Regions from separate parts of the Homo sapiens genome. Here region 1 is linked to region 2. Evidence: chromatin contacts called from ENCODE Hi-C or POLR2A ChIA-PET data. All regions are on one chromosome and are shown on one strand. Each heading gives the region's core, a stretch centred on a gene start or an enhancer-like site at or near the end of the contact. The rest is flanking DNA. Distances are from core to core; before and after follow the strand shown. Region 1 overlaps LOC105370982 (a long non-coding RNA gene). Region 2 overlaps RGMA (repulsive guidance molecule BMP co-receptor a).

The links. Hi-C counts contacts between places; a loop is a spot of excess contacts on that map. ChIA-PET counts read pairs that join two places held with the same protein, here RNA polymerase II (POLR2A). Pooled maps may share reads with other maps.
Region 1: a loop to region 2 is called in a map of transverse colon, with 4 times the contacts of the local background. The contact joins two enhancer-like sites. A Hi-C loop is called at or near these places in 3 of 168 maps with a recorded cell type or tissue (MCF 10A, heart left ventricle and transverse colon) and 13 of 50 pooled maps. POLR2A ChIA-PET finds 5 or more read pairs at or near these places in 2 of 52 experiments (HEK293 and activated T-cell).

Annotation. Positions count from the first base shown.
Region 1 is chr15:93,330,241-93,333,448 of GRCh38, reverse strand. All of the region lies in intron 5 of LOC105370982 (a long non-coding RNA gene), which reads right to left. Among named protein-coding and RNA genes, the nearest start is that of RGMA, 240 kb to the right of the region's middle. RefSeq lists enhancers at 800-1,399, 1,400-2,001. Within about 2 kb of position 1,573, at least 3 of the 41 ENCODE cell types and tissues checked have a DNase peak (open chromatin) inside an H3K27ac peak, as active enhancers do.
Region 2 is chr15:93,036,209-93,039,330 of GRCh38, reverse strand. It overlaps RGMA (repulsive guidance molecule BMP co-receptor a), which reads left to right. Exons shown (of 4, transcript NM_020211.3): 4 at 1-3,122. Among named protein-coding and RNA genes, the nearest start is that of RGMA, 51 kb to the left of the region's middle. RefSeq lists an enhancer at 3,001-3,122. Within about 2 kb of position 1,755, at least 13 of the 41 ENCODE cell types and tissues checked have a DNase peak (open chromatin) inside an H3K27ac peak, as active enhancers do.

The sequences.
Region 1 (3,208 bases), core at 324-2,823, 290 kb before region 2:
CCGCACGAGAGCATCCCCCACCAGGTTGTAATAGACATGCACCGCCCGCACGAGAGCATCCCCCACCAGGTTGTAATAGGCATGCACCACCCGCACGAGAGCATCCCCCACCGGGTTGTAATAGACATGCACCACCCGCACGGGAGCATCCATTTTAATCACAGATCTGGTGGAGAAAATATCATCTTTCCCCTAGCACCAAAGTTGGTATATTATGGAGTAGAATACCAAACTCACAAGAATTTCTTTTTTTTTTTTTTTTTGAGACAAGAGTCTCTGTCTCCCAGGCTGGAGTGCAGGGGCGCCATCTCGGCTCACTGCAAGCTCCGCGTCCCGGGTTCACGCCATTCTCCTGCCTCAGCCTCTAGAGTAGCTGGGACTACAGGCGCCCGCCACCACGCCCGGCTAATTTTTTGTATTTTTAGTAGAGACGGGGTTTCACCGTGTTAGCCAGGATGGTCTCGATCTCCTGACCTCGTGATCCACCCACCTCAGCCTCCTAAAGTGCTGAGATTACAGGCGTGAGCCACCGCGCCCGGCCCATGACTTTCTAAAAGTTAAAAAAGATTCTAAAAGTTAAAAAAGATTCTAAATATCATACCTGAGCGGAACCACTTAAAAGACTGTCCCCCTCCTCAGATCTCGGGGGGAGGGGAGGAGAGGTGACGTGAGGGTGAGGCATTTACTTGTTTGGGGTGTTCAGGGTACTTCTGGGGGAACTTGAGAAGCCCCTTCCCACCCCCACCCAGTGAATCTGGACTTCTGGGTGCACACCGGTCTGAGGAGAGCTCCCAGCAGGGCCCGGGTACTGGGCCCCCATCTCTTTTCTCTCACTGGTTTTAAGGGTGTCAGAGGCCAGCAGGTACCTACAGATCTAAACCCAGAAAGAGCACCCTCAAACTCCTCTTAGTCCCTTGAGCAAGCTCCCTTGGTATGAAATCTGAAGCTGCCAAACAATGCAAAAGAAAAAGGAGTCAAGACTGGGAAAAGAAGAAGAGGAAAATAACAATTTAAGATGCATTTCTTTCTTCCCAGAAGCTCAGCGTCTGGTAATAATGGATTAGAAACACTACTTCCCTTTCCCTCAGCCAGGAGATCAGGCAGCAAGTACTCCCAGTTGGAGGTTTTCACCAGGGTTTTATTTCGTCTGAGTTTTTTGTTTTGGTGTTTTGTTTGTTTTTCAGGAAACAGAGAATTTTTAAAAGGACAATTCATGAGGTTTTTCATTTTTCTTTAACTTTTGTTTTGACGTGAGATACAAGCGTTCCCATTGTGGAACATGAAATATGTACATATGTAATTCCTGAAAGTCCCTTTAGCCCAAAATAGGAAGAAAGGCAGACAGACAATCTTTGGGGAGGCGATACCTTTCTGGCAGGGATTGAATTGTCCAGGATAACGCTGTCCAGATTCCAGCCTAGACGTGTGCGCCGAGGGGCCTGCAGGAGATCTGGGAATTATTAACTGCAAGAGCAGCCCTGCACACTTTTCAGTTCTGCTTGCAGCTGCAAGGGAGAATTCTGAAGGCAGGGTGCAAGGTGTTGTTGTTAGCAGAAAGCCGCCTCCAGCGTGAATGATGTGCAGCTGCTCACTCCCCCCTCCCCCACAGCCAAGTGCAGGCGTTTTGAAGGGAGTGCTAGAGCTCCTAAAGTGATGAAAAGGAAACACCTTCCTAACCCGAAGGTGTTTCTAATTACAGCAGCTAATTACCAAACCTCCACTGCATTTAATTGCCACAAACAGAATCACAAAAGAACAATTAACAAGTAAAGCCCTGTACTAACAGTTATGCCTAAAAAGGAAGTAGAGAGAGGGAGGGAGAGAGGAGGGAAAAGAAAGGGACTCTAAATCCTGTAGTCTGTTGTGAGCAGGTATACAGTTATTGTAAATAGTTTCTATGAACATTTACTTGTGAAATCTCAGGGCATTAAGTCTGCCAAAATCATCAGCTCAAAGTAGTGAAATTGATAACTGGTGAATGAACAACCAAGACCAATTATTTATGTTTTTGTTCACCTGAGTTTCTCAAGCTTCTGCTCGGCTCATATTGATCCCAGTTGGCTCAAGACATCTGTTTTTCCAGTTTTGTCAACATCCCCAGAGTTGCTTTTCATAAGTTATGATTTTGACAAAAACTTAGAAAGGAGTGTGTTGATCTCACAGCAAAAAATGTGGCTTATCTCTAAAATGGAAAAGCGAAAATTCCTGAAGTTCAAGTGCTTGCACATGACACAGCTCACACACAAAAAACTCTATACCTGCTGTTACGGGTTGAATTGTGCCCACTCCCCTTCATATGTTGAAATCCTGAGCCCCAGTACTTCAGAATGTGACCTTATTTGGAAATAAGGTTGCGGCAAATGAATTAGTTAAGGTTGTTACAGAAGGTAGCTAGTTAGGCATGAGCGGGACAGAAGAGGGCTCCCCGAACCCACACCCCAACAGGAAAGTCAGGTGGCCACCAGGTGATGGTCAGGCAGTTGTCACACTGTGACAGCCAGCACCAGGGAAAGGCAATTTCCCTGTAGATAGAAAACACCTGAAATTGGTGATCAACAGATTCTTCTTCTTTTTTTTTTTTTTTTTTTTTCCCGAGATGGAGTCTCGCTCTGTCGCCCAGGCTGTAGTGCAGTGGCGCGATCTTGGCTCGGCATGATCTTGGCTCACCACTACCTCCGCCTCCTGGGTTCAAGTGATTCTCCTGCCTCAGCCTCCTGAGTAGCTGGGATTTACAGGGGCACACCACCACACCCAGCTAATTTTTGTATTTTTCGTAGAGACGGGGTTTCATCATGTTGATCAGGCTGGTCTTGAACTCCTGACCTCTTGATCCGCCCGCCTCGGCCTCCCAAAGTGCTGGGATTACAGGCATGAGCCACCATGCCCGGCCGACAGCTTCTTAATAAGATCTCAGGAATTGGGCTTGGGCTCCAGCATGTGCATTATGAGGCAAAATGGCAGAGGATGACCTTCCGGGGGCATTTCAGCAGAAAAGGGAAGAAGGCCTCAGGAGAGGATGCTTGCGACTCCAGTCAACACACTGCGCATGCTCACCTCTCAAGCGCTAGCAGGCCATGGCTCATGTGGGCCGGTCACCCTAAGGGAAGGATCAAAGAAAAGGGACACAGGACGGAGAAGTATGCCGATGTGTAAAACCCTAAGTCAAAGGCCACATGCCGCACTTGACCTCCAAAATGTCCACTTGGCC
Region 2 (3,122 bases), core at 506-3,005:
CGAGCTTGACAGGAGACCACGATGTCTTCCCCAGGGGTCTGAGCACCTGGGGAAATGGTGGTGCCATTTACCATGACTGGAAAGATCATGGGAGGAGCAGGTTTGGGACACTGAAGGCCCGAGAGCCCCTGGCAAACCACCAGTGTAAGTCCAAGAGTCCAAAAGCTGAAGAACTTGGAGTCCAATGTTTGAGGGTAAAAAACAGCCAGCATGAGAAAAAGATGAAGGCCAGAAGACTCGTCCAGTCTAGCCCTTCCACATTCCTCTGCCCGCTTTTATCCTAGCCTCGCTGGCAGGTGATTAGATGGTGCCCACCCAGGTTAAGCGTGGGTCTCTGTCTCCCAGTTCACTGACTCAAATGTTAATTTCCTTTGGCGACAGCCTCACAGACACACCCAGGAACGATACTTTGCATCCTCCAATCCAATCAAGTTGGCACTCAATATTAAACAGTTTCGGCCGGGAGCGGTGGCTCACGCCTGTAATCCCAGCACTTTGGGAGGCCAAAGCGGGCAGATCACTAAGTCAGGAGATCGAGACCATCCTGGCTAACACGGTGAAACCCCATCTCTACTAAAAATACAAAAAATTAGCCAGGCGTGGTGGTGGGCGCCTGTAGTCCCAGCTACTCGGGAGGCTGAGGCAAGAGAGTGGCGTGAACCCGGGAGGCAGAACTTGCAGCAAGCAGAGATCGCACCACTGCACTCCAGCCTCCAGCCTGGGCGACAGAGCAAGACACCGTCTCAAAAAAAAAAAAAAAACAACTAACAGTTTCGTTCATTAAGGCAATGTCCATGGGGCAGCTCCTGCATGCCACGCCACCCCTGCCCTGACATACTCCCAGGCTGACCAGCCAGAACTGGGGAGAGGGCATCTTGAAGAAACAGTCCACCCTCCGCCCTCGCATACCTGTGTCTCCCAGCAGACAAGACACACAAGGGCAGGGACTGCACTTTCCTGTGTGCAAATCTCAGGTATGGTCCAGAAATCACATCTCTTTGGTCTGATTGGCCTTACTTACCAAACCCTTGAAACAATGGAAAGAAGCTTGCTGCAATGGGAAGACCCCTGCCCCCCAAACCCTCTAACCAGGAGTCTACAGACCTCATTCCGTGGAAGTTCCCATTGTCCCCTGGGAAACCACCACCTTCTGAATCGGCACAGCCAAGGCCCCCAACCCTGCTATCAACAGCTTTCCTTAGCCACCTTCCCCATCCTGCAGGGCTTTTCAACATTTCGACTTTTTAATCCTTCCCTCCCTAAGATATAGACATGGTGTTAGTAGCAGAACCCTGAAGGCAAAGGAACAGAAACTAACACTCTCAGAAAGTCCTAGCAGGATGGTCTGAATTAATAGACAGCTGCAGGCAGCCAGTGTGCAAGGCACGCTCGTAATGTCAGTGGCGTTCCGGAATGAGGGCTGTGATCCCAGGCAGCCCAGATCCCAAGGCGAAAACATTCATGTCGCCCAGCATCACCCTGTCCTTGCCCAGGGTGACCCTGAGACGGCACTTGGATTCTTCCACATCTGAACTCAAACCTGCTCCCTCAGCTCTCCCCAGCAGGAATTGGAGCCCTCTCCAGGCCGTTCAGCCAAAGCAGAATGTGTCTGGCCAAGCAGATCTGCCCAGAGAAGAACAAAGACGTGTTCAGACACTGTCTGGGGAATTGGTTTTGAGCTCACTCTGAGCTCCATCTGTGCAACAAGGCCAGCGTCAGCTGTTACAGAGAAGGGGCTTGTGGCAGTTTATTACCCTGGTGAGCTGGCTCGGGGCCATGCTGACCGCAGGACTGTAAAGGACATAAGGCAGTTGGCAATATGGGAAGCAGCAGTCCCCAAAGCACCCCGTCAAGGAAACGATGCAAGAGCTCTGTCCACTGGACCAGCCCCACCCTACCCCGCCACGCCCTGGCCTAGGGGGAGGGACCTTGTGTTTCACGGGCCTGGATGGCCAGGGATGGACAGTGGCATGGGCACAGACACACCCAGACCGAAGGAAGGGCCCGGGCTCCAGAACCAGACCCGATCCAGGCTCCCAGCTCTGTCACCTACTGGCTGCATGAAAAGGGTGGGTTTTCCTTGTTTTGCAGCCTCAGCTATCTCAGCTGTGAGGGAACAATGACGCCACCTCCCTCACGTGGCGGTCCTGAAGATGAAATGTAATGCATGCAGCGCGGCGGCCGGCCCACCGTGTGCTCTTAGTAACTGGCCGCTGTTCTCTTCAGCCCTCCCGTTACTGACCACCTCGAGGGCACCGTTCCTCCAAGCTGACCATTTCCTGCCAGTCACCCACTGCCCAGCTCGCCCAGCCATGGAGTGGGCTCTGGTCCACGTGCATGGTGAGCTGCCATCTTTGTCGTCCTCTGGACACCACGTCTACCTCCTTGGGAAATAGAAACGAGTCCTGCATTGCTTTGTCAAATTTCACAAAAACCCTAGAAAGCAGATATTGCCCTGGTTTACAGACGGACAGACAGAAGCAAAGAGAAGCCAACTGACCCACTCCAGGTTACAAGCAGGGTCTGGTAGGAGAGCACGCGTCCACCCCACCGCTCACTGCGCCCACCTACTCCTCGCTTGAGGGCAGAGAACGAGCTGGGGCGGGGCGCTCCAGGGGGCACAGGCAGCCTGTGTTCAAGGCATGCTCGTGAGCCCCACAGCAGGGGCGGAGTCAAACCAGGGCTCTGGTTCTGGGGTGAGCAGAGGGTGGGGCCAGGCCCCCACTGGGAGGCTGACTGAGGAGGGGCTCAAAGGGCAGGCAGGCTCCATCAGAGCGGTTTGATGAGCAGGGCCGCTGAGTGGCCCTCAGGTCAAGGCTGGGGCCGGGACCACCAGGGACCAGGTCTGCGGGGCCAGGGGTCCCTCCCCAGGGTGGAGCAGGAAAACTCCGGCAACCGCCTTCTTGAGTGGACTTGACCTTCCCTTTCTCTGCTAATGATCTCAGATTAATCCCTTAAGGCAAGTGCCCCAGGGTGGGTGTTGGTTGCATAAAACAAGAGGAGTCCTTCTTCCCTTCCTTCCTGGCACAAACATTTGTAGGCCACCCCCGATGTGGCTGGTCGTAGTCTGGATTTGGGGGCACATTCAGGCATTCAACAAATACGTCATGAGGCCCCGTGAT